3 separate regions of the Homo sapiens genome follow, and all the other regions are linked to region 1. Evidence: chromatin contacts called from ENCODE Hi-C or POLR2A ChIA-PET data. All regions are on one chromosome and are shown on one strand. The core of a region is the stretch at or near the end of the contact, and the rest is flanking DNA. Distances in the headings are between cores, read along the strand shown. Region 1 overlaps MAPK1 (mitogen-activated protein kinase 1). Region 2 overlaps PPM1F (protein phosphatase, Mg2+/Mn2+ dependent 1F). Region 3 overlaps YPEL1 (yippee like 1).

Evidence for each region. Hi-C counts contacts between places; a loop is a spot of excess contacts on that map. ChIA-PET counts read pairs that join two places held with the same protein, here RNA polymerase II (POLR2A). Pooled maps may share reads with other maps.
Region 2: a map of cardiac septum shows a loop between it and region 1 (2.1-fold over the local background). The contact joins two enhancer-like sites. A Hi-C loop is called at or near these places in 2 of 168 maps with a recorded cell type or tissue (astrocyte of the cerebellum and cardiac septum), 2 of 37 single-sample maps with no recorded cell type and 2 of 50 pooled maps. POLR2A ChIA-PET finds 5 or more read pairs at or near these places in 4 of 52 experiments (HEK293, PC-9, WTC11 and 1 more).
Region 3: a loop to region 1 is called in a map of heart left ventricle, with 3 times the contacts of the local background. The contact joins two enhancer-like sites. A Hi-C loop is called at or near these places in 5 of 168 maps with a recorded cell type or tissue (Caki2, K562, heart left ventricle and 2 more), 1 of 37 single-sample maps with no recorded cell type and 11 of 50 pooled maps. POLR2A ChIA-PET finds 5 or more read pairs at or near these places in 3 of 52 experiments (H1, K562 and OCI-LY7).

Annotation. Positions count from the first base shown.
Region 1 is chr22:21,794,595-21,799,253 of GRCh38, reverse strand. It overlaps MAPK1 (mitogen-activated protein kinase 1), which reads left to right. Exons shown (of 9, transcript NM_002745.5): 4 at 126-242. Among named protein-coding and RNA genes, the nearest start is that of YPEL1, 61 kb to the right of the region's middle. RefSeq lists a silencer at 1,528-1,728. Within about 2 kb of position 2,158, at least 6 of the 41 ENCODE cell types and tissues checked have a DNase peak (open chromatin) inside an H3K27ac peak, as active enhancers do.
Region 2 is chr22:21,915,453-21,920,111 of GRCh38, reverse strand. PPM1F (protein phosphatase, Mg2+/Mn2+ dependent 1F) reads left to right here. Exons shown (of 8, transcript NM_014634.4): 8 at 1-687. Among named protein-coding and RNA genes, the nearest start is that of PPM1F-AS1, 20 kb to the left of the region's middle. RefSeq lists enhancers at 1-209, 2,385-3,195. Within about 2 kb of position 2,276, at least 3 of the 41 ENCODE cell types and tissues checked have a DNase peak (open chromatin) inside an H3K27ac peak, as active enhancers do.
Region 3 is chr22:21,717,083-21,721,741 of GRCh38, reverse strand. All of the region lies in intron 1 of YPEL1 (yippee like 1), which reads left to right. Among named protein-coding and RNA genes, the nearest start is that of YPEL1, 16 kb to the left of the region's middle. Within about 2 kb of position 2,498, at least 4 of the 41 ENCODE cell types and tissues checked have a DNase peak (open chromatin) inside an H3K27ac peak, as active enhancers do.

The DNA of each region.
Region 1 (4,659 bases), core at 909-3,408:
GAATGCCCAGAAAGTATCTGCCACTTAGTAGCATTATTATTCCTATTGCCTTTTTTATTTTTGTGATGTTTTGATATGAAAGGTTAGAATTTCTAAGAAGTTATCCTGTTTTTTTTCTCTCTTAGATCTGTGACTTTGGCCTGGCCCGTGTTGCAGATCCAGACCATGATCACACAGGGTTCCTGACAGAATATGTGGCCACACGTTGGTACAGGGCTCCAGAAATTATGTTGAATTCCAAGGTAAGGATGAAGTTTGCATAAAAAGAAATCCAGTAAGTAAGAGAACTTTCTGAATGCATTGCAGTAAGCCGTAAGTCTCCCTCTGCGTTGAGAGTTTGCCTGTCTGGCCAGAGACAAGGTGCTGTCTTTTTTGAGACAGGGTGTTACTCTGTCACCCAGGCTGGAGTGCAGTGGCACCATCACGGCTTACCAGTCTCAACCTCCTGGGCTCAAGTGACCCTCCTCACCTCAGTCTCCGGAGTTGCTGGGACTACAGAGTGCACCGCTACACCTGGCTAATTTTTTTTTTTTTTTGAGATGGAGTCTCACTCTGTTGCCCAGGCAGAGTGCAGTAGCACAATCTCAGCTCACTGCAAGCTCCGCCTCCTGGGTTCACACCATTCTCCTGCCTCGGCCTCCCAAGTAGATGGGACTACAGGCTCCCGCCACCATGCCCGGCTAATTTTTTGTATTTTTTAGTAGAGACGGGGTTTCACCGTGTTAGCCGGGATGGTCTCTATCTCCTGACCTTATGATCCGCCCACCTCAGCCTCCCAAAGTGCTGGGATTACAGGCGTGAGCCACTGTGCCTGGCCACATCTGGCTAATTTTTAAATTTTTTTTGTAAAAGTAGGGCGTCTTCCTATGTCGCATGTTGCCCAGGCTGGTCTTGAACTCCTGAGCTTAAGGGATCCACCCACCTCAGCACCCCCCACGCCCCCCGCAAAGTGCTGGGATTACAGGGATGAGCCACCACACCTGGCCCCAAGGTGCTGTCTAAATTTTGTTCGGCATTGAACTTCTGGGCCCTAGGGCTCAGCCTCTCTACCTCAGCTGATATAGTGCTGACGGTTGTAGAGTAGGAGGGGGTGTGCCTCTCCAGTCACTGTTACCATAAGTGGTCTGTGTTTCACTCCTTGGACAGCTGTCCTGAAGTCCTACCTATCGCTGTCACTGTTAGGTGCAGGCTGGGTTTGTTGTAGAGGTTATTCAGTAATGTGTATTTCTGTGAACATGGGCCAGGGCTATTCTATAAAGGTCAAATTTATCTGATAATGAAGAATGTCTCTTCGGCAGAATTATATTGTAATTTGTTGTACTTGAAGAAAACATAAATGTGGACAGAGTAGGAACTGCCGTGGATTCTTTTGAAATTACGTGATTTCCTGCTTCCAAATGAAGTGCTTTCCTCTGCATCTGTGAGTGGCTATAGAGAGTGCATCCAGGTCTCATCCACACTCTACTAGCAAGGTCTGTGTCTTGGTCATAAGAAATGGTTGAATAAGTTTACAAAAGCCCAGAAAAGTGAAGTCTGACATTTTTTGTTGGGTTTATGAGCCAGGAGGCAAAAATTGAGGGCTGCTATGGAGATTGAGATTCAGTATTTTTCTGTTATTTGCAAATAATATATGAATAAGGTGTGAAAATTGAGTAGTTAAGTAGGCCTGACATACTACCTGTATCTAGTATCTCAGGATTATAAGATTCTTAAACACAGTTCCCTCTGCTGTCATGTAAAGATACTTGAAGAAAAGCAATAAAAATAGACATTGGATCTTGTATCTAGGGCCCAGGAACCAGAAATAGTCCTGAGAGGCTTAGTGGAAATGAAAGAACAGGTCTAATTAGCTTATAGTCTTCTTTTTCTTCCTCCATCCTTTATTACTAGTACAGATAAGCTATTAGATTTTTTCATAAGGAAATGGAATTTGTTTAAAGCATTTAGTTTTTCTTGATATCCTACATTTGTTCAGTTTAGTTATAAAAGTAAAATCTCATTAACATAAATTCCATTATAAAGAAGGATTTGGTGTAACAGATGTTTCAGAGAAGAAAATGCCATGTTGATTCTCTGTAATTCTATATCACAAATAATCCCACACAACAGGTTCTTTCTCTGACTGGCCACGTGACAGCCATTCTAAACAAGGAGCATTGGCATGCCAGTGTTCAGTGCCAGTTGTAAAGGGAGCTGTTGGTGTGCCTTTGTCCTGGTGTGGCTTGGTCTTGCAGTCTCCGTTCTGACTTAGACGCCGCCACTGTCTCCACTTCTCTATTACCCTCCAGGGAGAAGTAGCCAGAGAGGGTGTTCTTCAAGATGACCAGCTTTTCCTTCTACTTGCAGGGTCACCAAAGTGAAAATTGAGTGTTCATTTTTTTCTTATTTGCGATACCTGTAGCCTGAGAATGTTACTTCTAGCAGTTGTCTTCATTTTGTTTATTTTTATTAATGTAGAAAATTATCAAACCCATAGAAAAATTGAGAGTAGAGTGAATACCCATATGCCCCTGTCCTTGGTTCTCCAGCTATTAACACCTTGTCATATTTCTTATCCCTCCTTCCCTCTCTTACTCTTTCCTTTCTCTCTCTCTTTCTTCTTCTGTCTCTTCTCTTTTGTCAGACCATGTGACACTTCACCAACATATAACACTTCACTCCTAGACCCTTTGGGGCATACTAATGCTCCTTACAAGGAAGGTGTTCTTCCCACAGCTAGAGTACCCTTACCCTTTCATAAAATGATCAGCATTAATTCCATGACATCCCATCCTCCCAAAAAAGTCTAGGTAACTCTGTTTTCAACACATGATTTAATTGTTTCATGCATTATTCTTAGTCTAGAACAGTCTTGCCCTTCCTCTCTTCTTTAAGACATTCAGTACTTTGCAATGTACAGATCAGTTGTTTCACAGAGTGGTTCACATTGTGGATTCCTCCAGTGAGTTCTTTCTGATGAGATGTAGCTTGCACGTTTCTAACACGACCACTACAGATTCCTGAAGACGGTGCAGAAGTAGCTGGGACTACAGGTGCCCGCCACCACGCCCGGCTAATTTTTTTGTATTTTTAGTAGAGACAGGGTTTTACCATGTTAGCCAGGATGGCCATCCTTGTTTCCCAGCAGCCTTCCCCCAGTGGTTCAGCACTCACTTCTGTCAGTTATCATACTGGAGGTTATAAAATGGTAATTTTCTAAATTTGTTCTTTCTTTTACTTGTATTAGCTAGAATTCTCCTATGAAGATTTTTCCCATTTACCCTTTCTCTTCCTCTGTATCCTACCTTTGTTTTTAAAACACTATTGCAGACCCAGGATTTTTTTTTTATGTGTTCTCCATTTTAATTTTCTTTCTTTTTTTTTTTTAAACTCATATTGTCCCAGTTTTGAGAAGCTAGAGCACTCTGTGTACATATTTGTAACGTTTTATAGAATTTCAGCTTTCAGAAAACTTGCGCTGTTTTAGCTTGTTTAGGAAAGAAAAAAAATTTTTTAAAGAAAAGTTGCTGGGTGTGGTGGCTCACACTTGTAATCCCAGCACTTTGGGAGGCCGCGGTGGGTGGATTACTCGCCAGGAGTTCGATACCAGCCTAGCCAACTTTGTGAAACCCCATCTCTACTAAAAATACAAAAAATTAGCCAGGCATGATGGTGGACACCTGTAATCTCAGCTACTCAGGAGGCTGAGGCATGAGAATCGTTTGAACCCGGGAGGCAGAGGTTGCAGTGAGGCAAGGTCACACCACTATACTCCAGCCTGGGTGGCAGAGTGAGACTCTGTCTAAAAACATAAAAGTTGCAAGAAAAGTATAAGGTAGCCATTCTCAAACCTTCTTGTCTCAGGATACCTTTACATTTCTTTCTTTCATTGGTTCATTCTTTCTTTTGTTCTTTCTGTTTTTTTTTTTTTGAGACCGAGTCTCACTCTGTCACCCAGGCTGGAGTGCAGTGGTATGATCTCGGCTCACTGCAACCTCTGCTTCCCAGGTTCAAGCGATTCTCATGCCTCAGTCTCCCAAGTAGCTGGGATTACAGATGCATGCCACCAAGCCCAGCTAATTTTTGTATTTTTAGTAGAGACGGGGTTTCACCATGTTGGTCAGGCTGGTCTCAAACTCCTGACCTCAAGTGATCCACCCCCCTCAGCCTCCCAAAGTGCTGGGATTACAGGTGTGAGCCACTGCGCCCAGCCTCTTTTTTTTTTGAGACAGTCTTGCTCTGTCACCCAGATGGAGTGCAACGGCACCATCTCGGCTCACTGCAACCTCGGCCTCCTAGGTTCAAGCAGTTCTCCCTGCCTTAGCCTCCCAAGTAGCTGGGATTACAGGCACCTGCCACCACGCCTGCCTAATTTTTGTATTTTTAATAGAGATGGGGTTTCACCACATTGGCTGGTCTCAAACTCCTGACCTCAGATGATCCACCCACCTCAGCCTCCCAAAGTGCTGGGATTACAGGCATGAGCCACCGTGCCTGGCTTTTTTTTTTTTTTTTTTTTTTTGAGACGGGGTTTCTCTCTGTCACCCAGGCTGGTAGCCACCCCCTCCTCAAGCGATCCTCCAGCCTTGCCTCCTGTGTAGCTGGGACTACAAGCGTGTACCACCATGCCCGGCTAATTTTTGTATGTTTTTGTAGGGACAGGGTTTTGCCATGTTGGCC
Region 2 (4,659 bases), core at 1,027-3,526, 120 kb before region 1:
AGCTCCACATGCCAGCACCGTATATGGAATACAAAAGCTGGGGAAGCAGGGCCTGCCTTACAGGTGTGGCTGACTCTGAGCCCAGGCCTGCAGGGGTGGAGGGCAGTCCCTCAGAATCCCAGAGGCAGTCCCAGCCTCAGAACCCAGGATAGGAAATGGGTGTGTTTAGTGGGGAAAGGGACGGGGTGCAGACGGCAGGGCCAGTATGGGGCCCCCTCCCTCTCCTCTCCTCTCCTATGGTGAGCCCAGCGTGGGCACCGGGCCGTCTCAGCCGTGTTCCCAGGGCTGGGAGGACAGCTCTGGCCCTTCTTAGGCCTAGCCTCGTCCCAAGCTAAATGTAAGCCAGTTGGGCTGTGTTAAAGGAAGCAGTGTTTTTGGTTCGATTCTGCCTCTGTAGCTCAAGGGGGGCAGCCCCCAGAGTCCTGTGCATTCTGCCAAGGCTCCATAGCTTTGCCAAATGCACGGAGCTCTGCCATTCCGGTGCAGTGCAGGCCTTGCGAAGGGTTTATCTGCGTTCGTCTCGGTGGGCTTCTCCTGCATGGGAGTTGTGTTCCTGTGCAAGGGGGAGCTTTGCTCCAGGACAGGATGACTGTCTTCCCTATTCTTAGGGACAAGTCCCAAGATGCCAGAAAGGCAGTCTCCCAAGGACCCACCATGCAGAAGTGTCAATAAACCACAAGTTCTGAACTCTGTCGCCCGAGTCCTGCCTTCTTCCTGACTTCTGAGCATCTTGTCCCCTTTGATGTCCAGATGTGTTTGGAAGCTGCTTTAATATTGGGGACCATCTGCAAATCTTGCGAAGCGAGCAGACAAATTCTGGAGAGAGCCCTGGTGGCCTACACCCTCCTGGTCTAGCCAGCAACCTGATTTTCCTCCCTGAGGGGCTCTGAGCCCACCCCCACCAGCAGCAGGAAGGTGACAGGAAAGGGATTAAGCCCCTGGGACCTCACATGACATTGGGGAGCCACAGGAGCATTGAGGACCCCTCATTTTATCCAGGAGCCTGATGTGCCCCAGGAGGTTCCATCCTGAGGATGGAGACCCTCTGACATGACGCTCTTGAGGCCCACCATTTATACCCTCCTGGCACCTCCTGAGGCCAGGTGTGGTGGCGCACACCTGTAATCCCAGCACTTTGGGAGGCTGAGGTGGGAGGATCTCTTGCGCTCAGGAGTTTGAGACCAGCCTGGGCAACATAGGGAGACCCCCATCTCTACAGATAATCAAAAAATTAGCCCCAGTATGATGGCACAAGCCTGTAGTCCCAGCTACTTAGGAGGCTGAGGCAGGAGGATCGCTTAAGTTTGAGGAGCTTGAGGCTGCAGTGAGCTAGGATTGCGCCACTGCACTCCATCCTGGGTGACAGAGCAAGACCTTGTCTCAAAAAAAGAACAAAGCACTGAGCCTTTCTTCTGCCCCCTGCTCCCGCCACCCCGCTCCGCCATCCTCGAAGCCTGCATGGCACTTGTCCCACATGGGAGCTCGGCTGCCGCCCAGAAGTGAATCCACTGCAGGTTCACTGCTGGTGCTCCCTGAGGGGCAGGGTTATAGGGGGTTTTTTCCTCCCCCCTTTAGGTTTTCTTCTAAATCCTAATTTTTTTTAGTACGGTGAACATGCTTTAAAAATGCTTTTATGTAATCTGTCATGGGAATTTTAAGGGAAAAAAAAGATAAAAATGCCTTAACAGAAGACCTGGAGAGATCCACCAGCAGCAGGGGTGGGCAGTGCTAAGCCCTGGGGTCCTGGTAGAGAACTAGGAATGGCAGTGGTGGCTGCACTAGGTGGGGGAGCGAGGCTGAGGGGGTGGGGAGCAGCGCTTCGGTGGTGGGCAAGCCTCACTGTTCCTGGTGGAAGGGACTGGCCCCTGATGGCTGCTTGGACAGATATCAGAAACTCACCTCAGGACCACCACACCTGATGGATTTTAGGGAACCCCCCACAAGGCCCGCCCACCTGCCTCCCTTTGCTCTAGACCTGTGGCCCCCAACCACAACCTCCAGTCCAGACCTCTGTAGCCTCACCCACCCAAGGACGGCCAGCAGCAAAATGCAGGGCCTTGGCCCGAGCGTTGCTGCTGGTCGCTTAGCAGGCTGGAGGGCTGGTTCCCCCTGAAGCCCCAGGATAGCACGCACAGGCCCAGTCCCATGTGGCTGCAGCTCCTAGCACACATGAAACTGCTCTTGGAGACGGCTTCAGAGCCTTCTCAGTGCCCTCAGGGGGTCAGTATTGAAGCAGCCAGTCGTGGGACTCTGTCGACCAGTCCTTCAGCGCATGTTGGCCAAGTGTTTGCCACGCTGCTGCAGGTGCTGGGGCAAGGGATGAGCCAGCTACCAATTCCCCACCTAAGACAAAGAGGATTCGGCTTATCACACAGGGGTCAAGTGCCCCTAGGCCGCAAAGCTGCTAAGGGGTCCAAGCCTTGGAAAGTCACCCTTCTCAGAGTCCCCAATTCTTCACTGCCTTTTGATCTTTGGTTCCTTTCTCAATCAAGAGAAAGCAAGGCAGCAGGGGCCGGGAAACTCGCCCTTGTGCTCCTGGCTGAGCTCAGGCTTCAAGGGCACACAAACATCAGAAATGCCTCCCCGCAGACACTGCCCAGCCACGGCCAAAAGTGCTGCCCTGAACTTCTCCGTAGAATGTGGGGGAGGCCCTCAGGCTTGTGGGCGCATGGGAGCAGCTGTCCTAGGGCTGCCTGAGCCCGGTGCCTTCCCCACTCCCACTTTGCCTGCAGGCCTCCTCTCTCCTGTCTGTAGCCTTGTCTGTGCATTTTCTCCTGGTCCTTCCCAAGCCACCTGAGAGAGCTCTCAGTCCCCTCCCCCGGCTCCCGGCAGTGCCTGCTGCCCAGGGCTGCAGCCTCCAACTCTCCAGGACCAGCGCCAGAAAAGCAGCTTTTTTTTTTTTTTTGAGAGAAGTCTTGTTCTGTCTCCAGGCTGGAGTGCAGTGGTGCGATCTTGGCTCACTACAACCTCCACCTCCTGGGTTCAAGCGATTCCCCTGCCTTAGCCTTCTGAGTAGCTGGGACTACGGGTGCACACCACCACGCCCAGCTAATTTTTGTGTAGAGATAGGGTTTCACCATGTTGGCCAGGATGGTCTTGATTTCTTGACCTTGTGATCCACCCGCCTCAGCCTCCCAAAGTACTGGGATTACAGGCGTGAGCAACCGCGCCTAGCCAAAAGACAGCTTTATCTGTGTCCACTGTGTCACAGAGGGGGCATCCTTAGGGAAGCAGGGGAACTAGCCCCGGATGCAAGAGCTGGGACCAGGCCCTGGGCCGCCCACCACACCTACTCAAGCATCCATGTCCTCCTCCCCACACCCCTGCTCCTCTGAAGCTCCCAGCAGGATTTCCTTCCTAAGTATCTGCTGTCTTGACTGTTCTCTGGTGAACTGGCTTATGTGTCTGAAACTCATCTTCACAGCCAGATAGTGGCTCAGTGCTCTCTGTCTGCCCCTCACTTTCACAGAGCTGATCCCGGAGAGCACCCTCTCTCAGGACCTCTGGGTGGGGGGGGGGGAGGCCCAAGGGACTGAGGGTGCACAGGCAGGCAGACGGGCTGGAGCTGCCTGGCACCTACAGGGGGTTCACCCATGGGAGCAGGCCACAGTGTGGCAAGTGGGGGTGGGGATGGAGGTGAAAGGGGTGTGAGCCAACCCCTCAGTCAGGAGGGGGCCAAACCTGGAGCTAAGTCTAGCACAGACAGCTGAGGCCAGAGTCTGCCTGGGGAAGGGGTGGGGAGCTGGGGGGTTAGGACTGGGCCTCACACCCACCAAATGGAGGCTTCAGCTGGTGGAAGGGAGCCCAAAACCAAGGTCCCCCAGGCAAGAGGTGACGTGAGGCAGAGCCAGGGAAACAGAGGCAAGAATCCTGGCTGGGAGGGCTGATGACTGGCCTGCCCCAGATTTCCCTCAGAAGGTCCCTGGATCCCAGCTGCGTTGTGGTCCTGCAGATCCCTCCTGTTCTCACCTGGTCTTGAGAACAGGTGGCTGGTCTTGGGTGGAGCCAGGCTCTGAACCAGTTGAGGACAGGACCTCAGCTGGGGGGCTCCATACACAAAGCTGTCTTGGATCTGCTTCCTGGGACTTGGACATCGGTGTTCTGGACATCTGGGCCTCCCACAGCCAAGAAGTGGGCACAAGCCCTCGAGAGCCAGCCCTGAGGATTTGTCCTACCCCCATAGAGGGTCCTGGCCAGATGTGTTAGCTCCAGGAGCAGCACAGGGAGCCATGGTGGCACCAAAGCCCCATCACAGGCAGGCCTCTCCTTGGACCACTGTCCTAGGCAGTCACTGTGGCCATAGTCAGGGGACCTCTTCCTCACTCACTGCCCAGCCCCAGGAGGCTCAAAGGCCTGCCTCTGGGGCCCACTCCCTCCCTGCCATCTCAATGCCTGATCCCAACAATGTAGCAGACTTTTCTGAACAGCTTATCATGGTCTGTTTTCTTTCAGTAAGTGAAAGATTTTTGCACCAAGAAAAGTTTGTAGGCAGACATTTAGAAAAAAATAGTGGAAGTTTCTTACACCGTATGTGTCTATAAGGACACAGATATCAAGCCCTGACAATCCTATATGAGCAGTTCATCAGGTGCTGTTTTATTTCAGTAAATGGAAGACAAAAATCTTCTTCCTTTTTTTTTTCTTTTTTTTTTTTTTTGA
Region 3 (4,659 bases), core at 1,249-3,748, 78 kb after region 1:
AAAGAAAAAAAAATGTTGGGCCGGGCACAGTGGCTCAGGCCTGTAATCCCAGCCCTTTGGAAGGCCAAAGCAGGTGGATCACTTGAGGTCAGGAGTTGGAGACCGGCCTAGCCAACATGGCGAAACCTCTTCTCTACTAAAAATATAAAAATTAGCCAGTCATGGTGATGTGCACCTGTAATCCAAACTACTCAGGAGGCTGAGGCAGGAGAATCGCTTGAACCCAGGAGGTGGAGGTTGCAGTGAGCCAAGATCACGCCACTGTACTCCAGCCTGAGTGACAGAACGAGACTCTGTCTCAAAAAAAAAAAAAAAAGAAAAAAAGGCTGGGCATGGTGGCTCACTGCTGTAATCTCAGCACTTTGGGAGGCTGCGGCGGGCAGATCACGAGGTCAGGAGATTTAGACCATCCTGGCTAACATGGTGAAACCTCATCTCTACTAAAAATACACACAAAAAAAATTAGCCGGGCGTGGTGGCACACGCCTGTAATCCCAGCTACTCAGGAGGCTGAGGCTTGAACCCAGGAGGCGGAGGTTGCACTGAGCTGAGATTGTGCCACTGCACTCCAGCCTGGGCAACAGTGCGAGACTCTGTCCTCCCCTCCCCCCCCCAAAAAACCCAAAATGTTGGCCAGGTACAGTGGCTCACACCTGTAATCCCAGCACTTTGGGAGGCTGAGGCAGACAGATCACTTGAGGCCAGGAGTTTGAGACCAGCCTGGCCAACATGGTGAAACACCATCTCTACTAAAAATACAAAAAAATTAGCTGGGTGTGGTGGTGTGCACCTGTAGTCCCAGCTACTCTGGTGGCTGAGGCAGGAGAATTGCTTGAACCCAGAAGGCAGGGTTTGCAGTAAGCTGAGATCACACCACTGCACTCCAGTCTGAGTGACAGAGCAAGACTCTCAAAAAAAAAAAAAAAAACAAAATCGGCCAGGCATGGTGGCTCATGCCTATAATCCCAGCACTTTGGGAAGCCGTGGTGGGTGGGAGGCCAAGGCGGGTGGATCATGTGAGGTCAGGAGTTTGAGACCAGCCTGGCCAACATGGTGAAGCCCCATCTCTACTAAAAATACAAAATTAGCTGGGCATGGTGGTGCATGCCTGTAGGCCCAGCTACTCAGGAGGCTGAGGCAGGAAAATTGCTTGAACCCAGGAGGTGGAGGCTGCAGTGAGTCGAAATCATGCCATTGCACTCCAGCCTGGGTGACAGAGTGAGACTGTCTCAAAAAATCGCAGTCAGGTGTGGTGGCTGATGCCTGTAATCCCAGCACTTTGGGAGGCTGGGGCGGTTAGATCACTTGAACCCAGGCGTTTGAGACCAGCTTGGGTAACAAAGTGAGACCCCATCTCTACAACAAAAAAATTAGCCAGGCGTGGTGGCATGGGCCTGTAGTGTCAGCTACTTGGGAGGCTGAGCTGGGAGGATTGCTTGAGCCCAGGAGGTCAAGGCTGCAGTGAGCTGTGTGACCATGCCACTGCACTCCGGCCTCGGCAACAGACTGAGACCTTGTCTCACACACAAAAAAGTGATACTGCTTTTTTTTTTTTTTTTTTTTTGATACAGAGTCTCGCTCTGTCACCCAGGCTAGAGTGCATTGGTGCTATGTCAGTTCACTGCAACCTCTGCCTCCCAGGTTCAAGTGATTCTCCTGCCTCAGCCTCCCAAGTAGCTGGGATTACAGGCACTCACCACCACGCCTGGCTAATTTTTTTTTTTTTTTTTGAGATGGAGTCTCGCTCTGTCACCCACGCTGGAGTGCAGTGGTGCGATCTTGGCTCCCTGCAACCTCCGCCCCCCAGGTTCAAACGATTCTCCCACCTCAGCCTCCTGAGTAGCTGGGATTACAGGTGCGCTGTAATTTTTGTATTTTTAGTAGAGACGGGTTTCACCATCTTGGCCAGGCTGGTCTTGAACTCCTGACCTCATGATCCACCCGCCTGGGCCTCCCAAAGTGCTGGGATTCCAGGCGTGAGCCACCGCGTCCGGCCGCCTGGCTAATTTTTGTATTTTCAATAGAGACGGGGTTTCGCCATGTTGTCCAGACTGGTCTCGAGCTCCTGACCTCAAGTGATCCTCCTGCCTCACCCTCCCAAAGTGTTGGGATTACAGGCATAAGTCACCGCCCCTGGCTGATACTACTTATTTTAAAATGATGAACAAAGTGAAGGGCAGTTTCTGTAGCTCTCTACTTGAGTCACTTGGAGCAGGGATTCTGAACGCTAGAGACCTGAATACCCAGTTTGTGAATAAGTTTCCTGTCTCTCTCTTAGCTGCTTCACTTCATATTCTTAGTATCTTTGTTAAAGGGAAGTCCAGGGAAAGAAGAGAGAAATGAAAGTTTATTAATTTAAGTCTCATTTTAGTAACAAGAAACTTAGTTGAAAATATCACAGAGATTGAACATGAGTTCAGTAAGAAGTGAAGTCAGAACGCTTCCTTCCATGAACTGGTGCAACATGCATGGATTTGAATGAGCTACTGACAAGTTGTCACATGACATCCTCGTGCACCGTGTGGGACATGTGGACAGGAGAGCAGAGGTGGAAGTGGTGCTGGGCTCCTGGAGGGTGGTGGCCGAGCTGATACCTGTCCCCATGACCTCCCCAGGGCATGTCAGCAAGTTTCATGGAAGAGATGCCAGATGGAAGAGATGGCAGGGTTCAGATTCATGAAGGGCCCAGTAGTTCAGGGCAATAGATAAGATCTAATAAAATGTACTGTGTTAACGCTAAATGTGAGGTCTTCTTGATTCTAAGAAACCCAAGAGAAAATTTCAGGATTGGCACAAGATGACTTAATAGCAGCTAGTAAGAAAAAGAGTTTAAGGTTTGGGGAAATCACCCATCAGGAATATCCAATATAGGCAGACTTTTTCAGAAATTCTTTAACATAATATTGGAGAAAGAAATGGACTTCATTTAGAAGATGGTGTGTGTGTGTGTGTGTGTGTATTTACACGTGTATACCTTTGTACAGAAATTTCCTCCACAAAATTCCTGCTAGATGAAGTCATCTCTGTTGATAAATGTGATGAACTGTTGATTTTGTTAATGAAATCGGATTCAGCTTGGTTTCTCTTCTCCTGCAGATGTGCTTGGTCCAGCAGTATTCCCCTGGGAACTGTTCTCCAGGCGCTGCAGAGCTCCTCTGTGCTGTCTGTATCCACCTGTGGTCTGTTTCCGGGCTCTCTTTCATGTCACATTGACCTGTTTTTGTATCTTATGCCAGTCTTTTTTCTTTTATTTATTTATTTATATTATTATTTTTTTTTGATGGAGCCTCGCTCTGTTGCCCAGGCTGGAGTGCAGTGGTGCGATCTCAGCTCACTGCAAGCTCCACCTCCTGAGTTCACGCCATTCTCCTGCCTCAGCCTCCCAAGTAGCTGGGACTACAGGTGCCCACCACCACGCCCCACTAATTTTTTTTGTATTTTTAGTAGAGATGGGGTTTCATTGTGTTAGCCAGGATGGTCTCCATCTCCTGACCTCATGATCCACCCGCCTTGGCCTCCCAAAGTGCTGGGATTACAGGCATGAGCCACTGCACCCAGACTCAGACTCTTTGTTGTTGTTGTTGTTGTTTTGTTTTTGTTTTTTTTTTTTTTTGAGACAGAGTCTCACTCATTACCTAGGCTAAGTCCAGTGGCACAATCTCTGCTCATTGCAGCCTCGACCCCTTGGGCTCAAGCAATCCTCCCACTTCAGCCTCCCTAGTAGCTGGGACCACAGACACGTGACGCCACACTTGGCTAATTGAAAAACACTTTTTTTGCGTAGAGACAGGGTCTCACTGTTGCACAGGCTGGTCTCAAACTCCTGGGCTCAAGCAATCCTCCTGCCTTGGCCTCCCAAAGTGCTGGGATGACAAGTGTGAGCCACTATGTCCAGCCTTTGCCCCACTTCTTGAAAGATATTTTCACTGAATGTAAAATCTGAGATATCAGTTATTATCTTTCAGAATCATAATTGTCCCTTTCTCTGCTGCCTTTTGGGCTCTTGTTTTACCTGGGAGCTTGTTCTGTTGAACAGGTCATTTTTCCTTCCTCTGGACACTTTTAAGACTTTTTTCCCCTTTATCTTTGGTGTTTTGCAGTTTCATTATTTGTCTAGCTGTGGCTTTATTTTTATTTATCCTGCTTTAGGACTGTTGGGCTTTTTAAGTCTGTGGATTAGTAGCTTTTCCTTAATTCTGGAGAATCCACAATCATCAATTATTCACAAAGCGCCTCTACCCCATTTTCTTCTTGCCTCAACCTTCTGAAATCCAAATAAATGTCATCTCTCCCTGCTTCACATCTCTTAGTTTAAGACTCATATTTCCACCTTCCTCACTGTTTTTTTGTTTTTTTTTTTTTTTTGAGACGGACTATTGCTCTGTTACCCAAGGCTGGAGTGCAGTGGCGCAATCTCAGCTCACTGCAACCTCCGCCTCCCGGGTTCAAGCAACTCTCCTGCCTCAGCCTCCTGAGTAGCTGAGACTACAGGCAGACACCACCACGCCCGGCTAATTTTTGTATTTTTAGTAGAGACGGGGTTTCACCGTGTTGGCCAGGCTGGTCTCGAACTCCTGACCTTGTGATCCGCCCCCCGCCCCCCCAGCCCCGGCCTCCCAAAGTGCTGGGATTACAGGCGTGAGCCAGCGCGCCCGGCCT